Regions from separate parts of the Homo sapiens genome. Here region 1 is linked to region 2. A link is an interaction called in ENCODE POLR2A ChIA-PET data of the cell type or tissue named here. Cell type or tissue: A673. All regions are shown on one strand. Each heading gives the region's core, and the rest is flanking DNA. Links, peaks and the distances in the headings are about the cores only. Region 1 overlaps CACNB2 (calcium voltage-gated channel auxiliary subunit beta 2). Region 2 overlaps TRDMT1 (tRNA aspartic acid methyltransferase 1).

Region 1 (4,402 bases), core at 265-4,264, 1.0 Mb after region 2:
TGTTTTGTTTACCGTTATACATTCAGAACTTGGTGATATCCAGACAAACAGCCTAGAATACAGTAAACATTCAAAAGTACTTGTTGAGTAAATGAATATACATGTTATTGCTTCTGATCACATATGCATTCCATACTGTACTTTCTGTATAGAGTCAATTTCAAGAGTAGGCTTCATTTCATTTTAATGCCACAAATATTTAATGAGTTCCTACTAGTGGTAAAATGCTTCACTTCTTGCTGGATTCCTTAAACTTTACCAGAAAAAAAAAAAAAAAAAGGTCTGGCTTTCATGCCCAAGACTCTATATTCCAAACTCTCTAATGTTTATACATTTGTAGATGTCAAGTGTTTTTTGTTTTTGAGGGTTTTTAAAAAAAAATTCTTAAGATCTGTATCATTGAATAGAAATTTCCTGGACTTTCCTTTCAACATATGTTATTAACATGACAGTTATCTGTCCAGTGGTTAGAAGCATGGTCCTTTGAATCAGAAAGACTTGAGCATTAACTTACTACCTCTGCACTATTGGGAAGGTTACATCCCTTTGCTAGCCTCAGTTTTCTCATCCGTATAATGGGGACACTAATACCTAACTCATATAGTTATTGTGAGAATTGAATGGGATTTATAAAGTACTAAGCGCAGCAATTAGCCCAGCGAGCACTCGTAAATGGTAGCTGTTATTGTTGTCTATATATGCATAGAGGATGCGCATGACTAGTTTGTTGAACAGTCAAAAATCTGTGAATTTTACTATTTTTATTTCCATTCAATGCCTCTAACTGTGTGCCATGACAGCTCTTTCTTTTCCACTGGGTGAGCACATTTTCTTAATATTTGGTGTATTGTTTAATGTACCAGTCATTTTGGATTTAAACAACAAAATTCTATGCAGCTTAAAATTCCATTCACAAATATGAATGAAATCTGATCTCCATGACCTCCAAACCACACTTCTGAGTCTTAGAATTGGATGGGGTCCTTGGCCTGATCTTCAATTCTTTCTTCTATTCCAGCTTACTGGAGTGGAGAGAAGAGGGTAGTGTTTCAATGTTCCCTGCTCCTCATCAAAACCTAACTCCTCCAGTGATTTAGATCAGAAGTCAAGGAGGCAAAGAGTTTCTACAACCCATCAGAGACAGGAAGGCATCTTTGTTCTTGCTCCAATTTGCAAGGGTTCCATCTGTTGATGCTTACCTCTGTGGGGTGGGTCCAGGGAGAGAGAATCTACGGTTTTCAGTCTCCCCAGGCCCTCTCCATCTATGAGAATTTTTTTGTTTGTTTGTTTTGAGATGGAGTCTTGCTCTGTCACCCAGGGTAGAGTGCAGTGGTGCAATCTTGGCTCACTGCAATCTCCACCTCTCGGGTTCAAGTGATTCTCATGCCTCAGCCTCCCAAGTAGCTGGAACTACAGGCATGCACCACCATGGCTGCCCAGTTAATTTTTGCATTTTTAGTAGAGACAAGGTTTCGCTATGTTGGCCAGGCTTGTCTCAAACTCCTGACCTCAGGTGATTCACCCGCCTCAGCTTCCCAAAGTGCTGGGGACTACAGGCGTGAGCCACTGCGCATGGCCATCATCCATGAGGATTCTTAGAGACACATAGCTGTATCTCCTTTGTCTCCTGAAGGCAGTCCTCTTCCCTGACTTCCTCTCTCCAGATGGGGCATCCACTGCTCGGGCTATTGCCTGGGCATCCCTACTATGTCCACCTCATCCTCCCACCTGTGTATTGTGTCACATGGAGCCACAGAAACAGCAGCATTGTGCAGTCACTTCTTTCTCTCCCATTCCCCTCATGCTGTGCATGTTCCTTCTTTTCCCCGATGGGACCAACTGCTCCAGCCAGCCACTCTCTGGCTTTCAGACATGTCTAAGGAAATGTAGGAGCAAGACGCAGGCTGCGTCCATGTACTTCCCTCAAATTCCAGAAAGGGGCACATGCAGATTCTCACATGAACGTCCCAGTGTGCTCCAGTCCTCTCCAAAAAGCATGCTGGGGGGCGCAGTAGTGGTGCCTTCTGCACTGCAGCTTAGCAAGCAAAGTGGGGAGGGTAATGCCGGGCTCCATTTTTCGCTGGAAGGTGAAGTAAGACATGCCAGTGTAAGCATTAAGCCAACCAAAGTTTTAAGTCCACTGTTGGGGAGGGATTGGTGCAGTAGTTCCCAATTATCCATGGTTTTCTTTCAAGATTTCAGTTAATCGAGGTCAACTTGAGTACAGTACAATAAAATATTTTGAGGGAGAGACGACATTCACATAACATTTATTACAGTATATTGTTATAATTCTTCTATTTATTTATTTAGAGACAGAGTCTCACTCTGTCACCCAGGCTGGAGTGCTGTGGCATGATCTCAGCTCACTGCAACCTCTACCTCCCGGGTTCAAGTGATTCTCCTGCCTCAGCCTCCCTAGTAGCTCAGACTACAGGCGTGAGCCACCACACCTGACTAATTTTTGTAGTTTTGGTAGAGACAGGGTTTCACCATGTTGGCCAAGCTGGTCTTGAACTCTTGACCTCAGGTGATCCGCCTACCTCTGCCTCCCAAAATGCTGGGATTACAGGCATGACCTCCCAAAATGCTGGGATTACAGGCATGAGCCACTGCACCCAGCCAATAATTGTTCTATTTTATTTTTAGCTATTGTTAATCTCTTACTGTGTCTGACTTAGAAATTAAACTGTATCATAGGTGTGTATGTATAGGAAGAAACAGTATATCAGAACTATCCATGGTTTCAGGCATCCACCAGAGGTCTTGGAAGGCATCCCTCATGGATAAGGTGGGGTGGGGGAGAAACTATATATCTTAGTTAATAAGCATTACTAGAATGTTACAAAATATATTGAAGTTTGTAACATATAGAAATCATGTGTCACTTAAATCTGTAATGTAAACACCTGCAGTACTGCAAAGCTTAGAAAATTGCACACATTCATTTACCTTTTGACTAATTTTTGTTCTTTCTTTTCAAATATATTTAACATGTACATGGGCATGATGTATTATGTTGCATGTTGCATATCACATAGCAAAACTTTAGCTTCATTTGTTACTTAAGAACCATTATTATTAAAAGCATCATATTGTATACTATATATATAGTTTCTATTTGTCAATTTAAAAAATAGTTTACAAATAAGTAAAAAGAATCATCGTTATGAAAAAGGAGTTATCATTGTACCAGCAAAAAGGAGAGTGAATTAACAGTTTTGATGTAGAATTCTGCATAGTAGAAGTTGACATATGTATGCTTTGTATGTGCTGCTTTTAAAAAATCTCAAGTTTCTATTTAAACCCTGAATTTTAGAAACCTACGAATATTAGTTGCATCTTTCTTGTCAGAGGAACTATAAAAACACTTTAACACAAATGCTAAACCCTAAAACCCAAACAGGTAAATGAGCCCATGGACTGATAAGCCTTTAGCCATTTAGAAGGAGCTTCAAAAAGGCTGTTTTAGCTGGACACAGTGGCTCATGCCTGTAACCTCAGCACTTTGGGAGGCTGAGGCTGGAGGATGACTTGAGCTCAGGAGTTCAAGATCAGCCTGGGCAACACAGTGAGACCCTATCTGTACACACACAAAAAACTTTTTTTTAATTAGTGGAATGTAGTGATATGTGGCTGTTGTCCCAGCTACACTTGGCATGCTAAGGTGGAAGGATCGCTTGAGCCTGGGAGTTCGAGACCAGACTGGGCAACATAGTGAGACCCCATCTATACAAAAACTAAAAAATTAGTGGGGTGTGGTGGTGCACACCTGTGGTCCCAGCTACTTGGCAAGCTGAGGTGGGAGGATTGCTTGAGCCCAGGAGTTGGAGGCTGCAGTGAGCCATGATCGTGCCACTGCACTCTAGCCTGTGCAACAGAGTGAGACCCTGTCTCAAAAAAATAAAATAAAATAAAAAGATTGTTTTAAAATGAATCTGACGTTATTCCTCATTCCTTATTGCTTGTTCACCTTATTTGTTAAATTTTCAGACTGGAGCCCAGCCTGAAAAAGGACTGAAGTCCTTTTCTGTAGTCATCTCAGCTACTGGAAAGGCAACTCTTAAGCACACTGTTTTAGAGAAGGGCTGAGCGGTAGAAGATACGACGTTTAGAGAGAGAAAGCCCCTGAACACGTATTAATTCTAAAGAATTCTAAGGAACTGATGCGTATACATCCACATATGAACCCAGGGCGATGTTGAGTTCTTCTGGTGGGATTCTCTGGAGCACATCATCGTTGGCATTTGATGACTGTAAAATCGCTGGAAGTTGAATGTGCACATTTAAATAGAAACTAAATGATGCAATGCAAAACTAATATAATCTTTTCCAGATTAGCTGCCATTCCACATTACCTGCAGAACTGCTTCCTTCCTCTTTTGTAGGTAATGGGCTTGAC
Region 2 (4,402 bases), core at 135-4,134:
CCCTAAAGACACTTTCTAGCCCTGATACTCTATGAGCATTTAAGTAAGAAGTATAGGTCTTCAGATCATCTTTTACTACCTGCCATTATTGACAAAGATCTTGGCCTTTTCACCCTAATTCACTGGTTAGAAACTAAAGAACTGATACAAGAGAAATGCTCTTTTATGGCTATGTTTGTCTATTAATTTGCCTTTCCTAGATACTACGTTTAAAATAACTATTAAAGAATAAAAATAGTAAGTGAACTACGACAAACAATATAAATTTTCTCTTTCTGCCGGGTGTGGTGGCTCATGCCTTTAATCCTAGCACTTTGGGAGGCTGAGGCGGGTGGATCACCTGAGGTCAGGAGTTTGAGACCAGCCTGGCCAACATGGCAAAACCCCGTCTCTACTAAAAATACAAAAATCAGCTAGGCATGGTGGTAGGCACCTGTAATCCCAGCTACTCAGGGCCTGAGGCAGAAGAATCGCTTGAACCCACAAGGTGGAGGTTGCAGTGAGCCGAGATTGCGCCACTTCACTCCAGCCTGGGCAAAAGAGCGGAACTCTGTCTCAAAAAAAAAAAAAAAAAACTCTCTTTCCATATTCGGTACAGAGAAAACCTGATTTGTGGGAATCAACATGAAGTAACATTGCATTAATGCTTAATTTTTTCCTTCTACTTATAACTGTCTATTAGGAGAGAAACTAGTATTTCCTAGACAAAGCTGCACCTTAGGTGAAATAGTGCCGTGCTTTTTTTCATGATAATCAATCTTTAATTCCCTTGTCCCTCTTCCCATTTCAAACTACCTAGCAAAATGCTAAACTGAACACTAAGCAAATGAGTACTTAAGAAACAGTATGAAAGATGGATAGCAAACAACATATTTTTCCTATTTCAGAACTCAAGGAACTTCACAATTTCTCCTTAGTGCTCAGTCTCTTTGAAGTAAATTTTACATCAAATTAAATTTTGCTAATGAAATTTTACTAATATGTTTTACTAATGACTCAAAAATATGATTTCTAGTTATACTATCTCTACAAAAATTATTTGCATATCCCAACATTTATTTCTTCCTCCTCTTCAATAACCAAACATCAAATTTATTCACTGTGGCAATGCACCCTGCTAAAAGGATATCTGCCACCCCTCTACAGCTAGATGCAGCCATGGACTAAAGTCAGACTAATGAGACAGAATAAGTGCATCACACTCTCAGAGAGTGTTCTATAAAGGAAGAGAGTGGTAGTTCCCTATGCTCTCTGGCCTTTCCACTGGAGGTTTGGAAAGCAGATGTAATGACTTGAGCTCCGTTTGCTGTGACGGACCATGAAGGCTGATCCGTGCACTCTCATCACACTCCAGTTCACTCTGCTGTCACATTTTTCCCAGGACAGTGGCTCCCTCACTAGACTACTCAATCATCTCAGTGCTGACACCATGTCTCATTCATATGGGTACTCTCAGCACCCAGGCATTGCAGTAATTGGCACAGAATAGGCGCTCAATAAACGTCTATTAATTGAATACATACAAGAGAATAAGTGAATTATACTTCCTAAAATCAACTCCAGATTATTACTGATTACCCTCCTTGTTCTCCTGTTTCTGAGAACACTGCTAGCTTAAAAAGTATTTAATATGTCTGAACTTATATGATTATCTATCTCAATGCTCATTTTTAAGTAATTGTTTGACATTTAGGTCAAATTTTTTAACACCTACAATGAAGTTCCCAGGAAACCTACAAAATTCTATTTATGTTACAAATGTCTTAAATATAGTCCCAATAGTGCTATTGTCAGGCAGTAAGTAAATATCTGTGAGATTACCTATCATGTACTGAGCACTCTACTGAGGATACAAAATGAGTGGACATTTGTTTTCTGTTTTACCAGCATCTGGCCCCTCCTTTTCTGGCAATAGTCCCAGATTTTCTTTGGGGGAAACTTACCTCACTCATGCTCTGTTGAAGTGGTTCAGATGGCCTCAAATCCCCTTCTCCTAGCTTCTAGAAGCCTCGGTCAAGTGCCTGAGCCAGTAAGACTAGCCAGACCGGTTTCAGGATGGGCATGCAACTCAAAATAAGCCAATTAGGCACAATAAGAGGTGACCCCTGGCTTTTTCTTGTGTAACTATTAATAGCAAGAGTAGCTTGATCTTTCTTACCACGTTAAACCTTGGATGGAGATAAGTTCAGAGGCTACTACAGGCATTTTGATGCAATAAGGGGAGAACATATATAAAAATGCACCCAACCTAGAAGAAACAAGGCTGAGATACATGGAGAAAAAAACTGGTTTCTGGTGACATGATTTGAGCCCCTGCTTCAAACTCTACCCCTAACTGGGCCTACATTTGGACCTGGTCAATTAAATGAGTCCAGAGTTACAACTTTTAGGAAACCAGTCTGAGCTAAGTTTCTGTCACTTGCAAATAACACTTCTAAGTGGCAATCAGGTGAACACAAACTAATATGCCATTTGTTCCTATGAGGAGAAGCATTTCAAATTCCAAACTGGCAAACAGAGCAATATGAATGCAAAAGTCCTGTAAATAAGTAATTAATTAACCATACATCTACAAAATAGAAGTATTCTTCTTGATAAAACTGTTCTAAATTGAAGAAAGAAGGTCAAGAGTCTTCAATTTGGGGAGTGAAGACTTCCTTATGGTAATACCCAATCACTTATTTCTATATATGGATACTAAATACAACAAATACAGAGAGAGAGCTACTTATAAACTATAGCTCCCATGTCTTTTAAGGAGCACAGAATATTTTCAGTTGCCCAGTCTCATCAATTCTTACAAAGCTCAAGTCCTGAAAGTAAAACAGTTAAAATAGAAATTTCATTACAAGCAATTCAAAAATACCAAATTTTAAATGATCGATAAACATATAAAAGATGCCAAACTTCACCAATAATGACAGAAATCCACATTAACCAGTTTTACCTAGCAGCTTGGCAAAGATTGGATAAATGAACACTGTCTAATGCCAGCAAGGATTTAAGAAAATGTGCTGTCCTTCATGTCATTTGTGGTATAAATTGACATAATTCTTCTGATTATTAGACCTAGTTATACTACATCTGGAAATGTTCGCTAAGGAAAATTGTAAACAAGTATGTAAAGATAAGAGTGTATCATTACATACATGTATGAAAATAGAGATGTTAAAAAGATAACATCCATATTTACTGTCACAAAGCAATATCCATATTATTTACTACATAGAGCAGTTACAGAATATCTTGAGTAAAAATCCAAGTTTTATAAAGTGTATGTGTATGTGTATGTGTGCACCTTAAGACAGAGAAAACAGCCAATATCAACAGAGGCTATCCCCTGGTGGTGAGATTTGGAGGTAATTCTTCTTTCTTTAAACTCTTTTGAATAATTCGATTTTTTTCTCATTGAGAATATACTATTATTTTATTTATATCTTTAGTTACTTTTTTGAGATGGACTCTTGCTCTGTCACCCAGGCTGGAGTGCCGTGGCATGATCTCAGCTCACTGCAATCTCCACCTCCTGGGTTCAAGTGATTCTTCTGCTTCAGCTTCCTGAGTAGCTGAGACTACAGGTGTGTGCCACCACGCCCGGCTAATTTTTGTATTTTTAGAAAGAGACAGGGTTTCACCACATTGGCCAGGCTGGTCTCGAACTCCTGACCTCATGATCCACCTGCCTCGGCCTCCCAAAGTGCTGGGATTACAGGCATGAGCCACCGCACCTGGCAAGAATGTACTATTTTTATAATTGGCAAAAAGCAAACAAAAAAATGACTCTTATTTTGGAACGAAAGAATTCAATGCTGCTCTTGGTTTTGACCCTGAGAAACAACAAAAGGAAAGTAACAAGGTCAGACAAGAAAGGTTTGGCTCTTTTCTCAAGGCATGCCAATTGTGCTGTGACCTGTCACAGGCACATACACACCAGTAAACAATTATAACTCATTATAATTACAACAATTGTAACTCAGTGCATTATTTTACCTGCTAACTCAACAATAATCAAAAGAAAAACTAAAAATTAAACTACCTTATGAAAGTCTTCTAAAGATCATCAAGTAGCTAGCATACGCCCAAAAAATGTAGAGCTGAAAGTAACCTATTCACATGCTTATAGAAGTCAAAAGATATAAACTACTTAAAAAGTCAAGAAATAATAGAAACACATGTGATGCAGTCAATTACAGGTGTGAACAACAAAGACTTTGATTTTGTTTTACATACATTTGTTTTGAGTGAATGACCACTCATGAATGGTTCCTTACTATAAAATGTTTACGGTCCTCTTTACTGATGCTTTCTCATAACTTATGAGGTGATCATTTCTGACATATTTATGGAAAAGTCAATGAAAAAATGAGAAGTGACATAAACATTAGTACTCTATATCTAGTTA

The links. ChIA-PET counts read pairs that join two places held together with the same protein. Peaks named below come from ENCODE experiments on the same cell type or tissue, not always from the same donor. Only the 100,000 strongest peaks of a DNase experiment are listed, where the experiment ranks them.
Region 1: POLR2A ChIA-PET joins it to region 2 with 9 read pairs; 1 of 35 experiments calls an interaction of 5 or more read pairs at or near these places.

What each region holds. Positions count from the first base shown.
Region 1 is chr10:18,204,715-18,209,116 of GRCh38, forward strand. All of the region lies in intron 2 of CACNB2 (calcium voltage-gated channel auxiliary subunit beta 2), which reads left to right. Among named protein-coding and RNA genes, the nearest start is that of CACNB2-AS2, 55 kb to the right of the region's middle. In A673, for the core only: no CTCF peak of the experiment used is centred there; no DNase peak of the experiment used is centred there; H3K27ac peaks cover 333 bases.
Region 2 is chr10:17,179,983-17,184,384 of GRCh38, forward strand. All of the region lies in intron 1 of TRDMT1 (tRNA aspartic acid methyltransferase 1), which reads right to left. Among named protein-coding and RNA genes, the nearest start is that of TRDMT1, 19 kb to the right of the region's middle. In A673, for the core only: a CTCF peak has its summit at 3,343 (motif pointing left); a DNase peak (open chromatin) is centred at 1,909.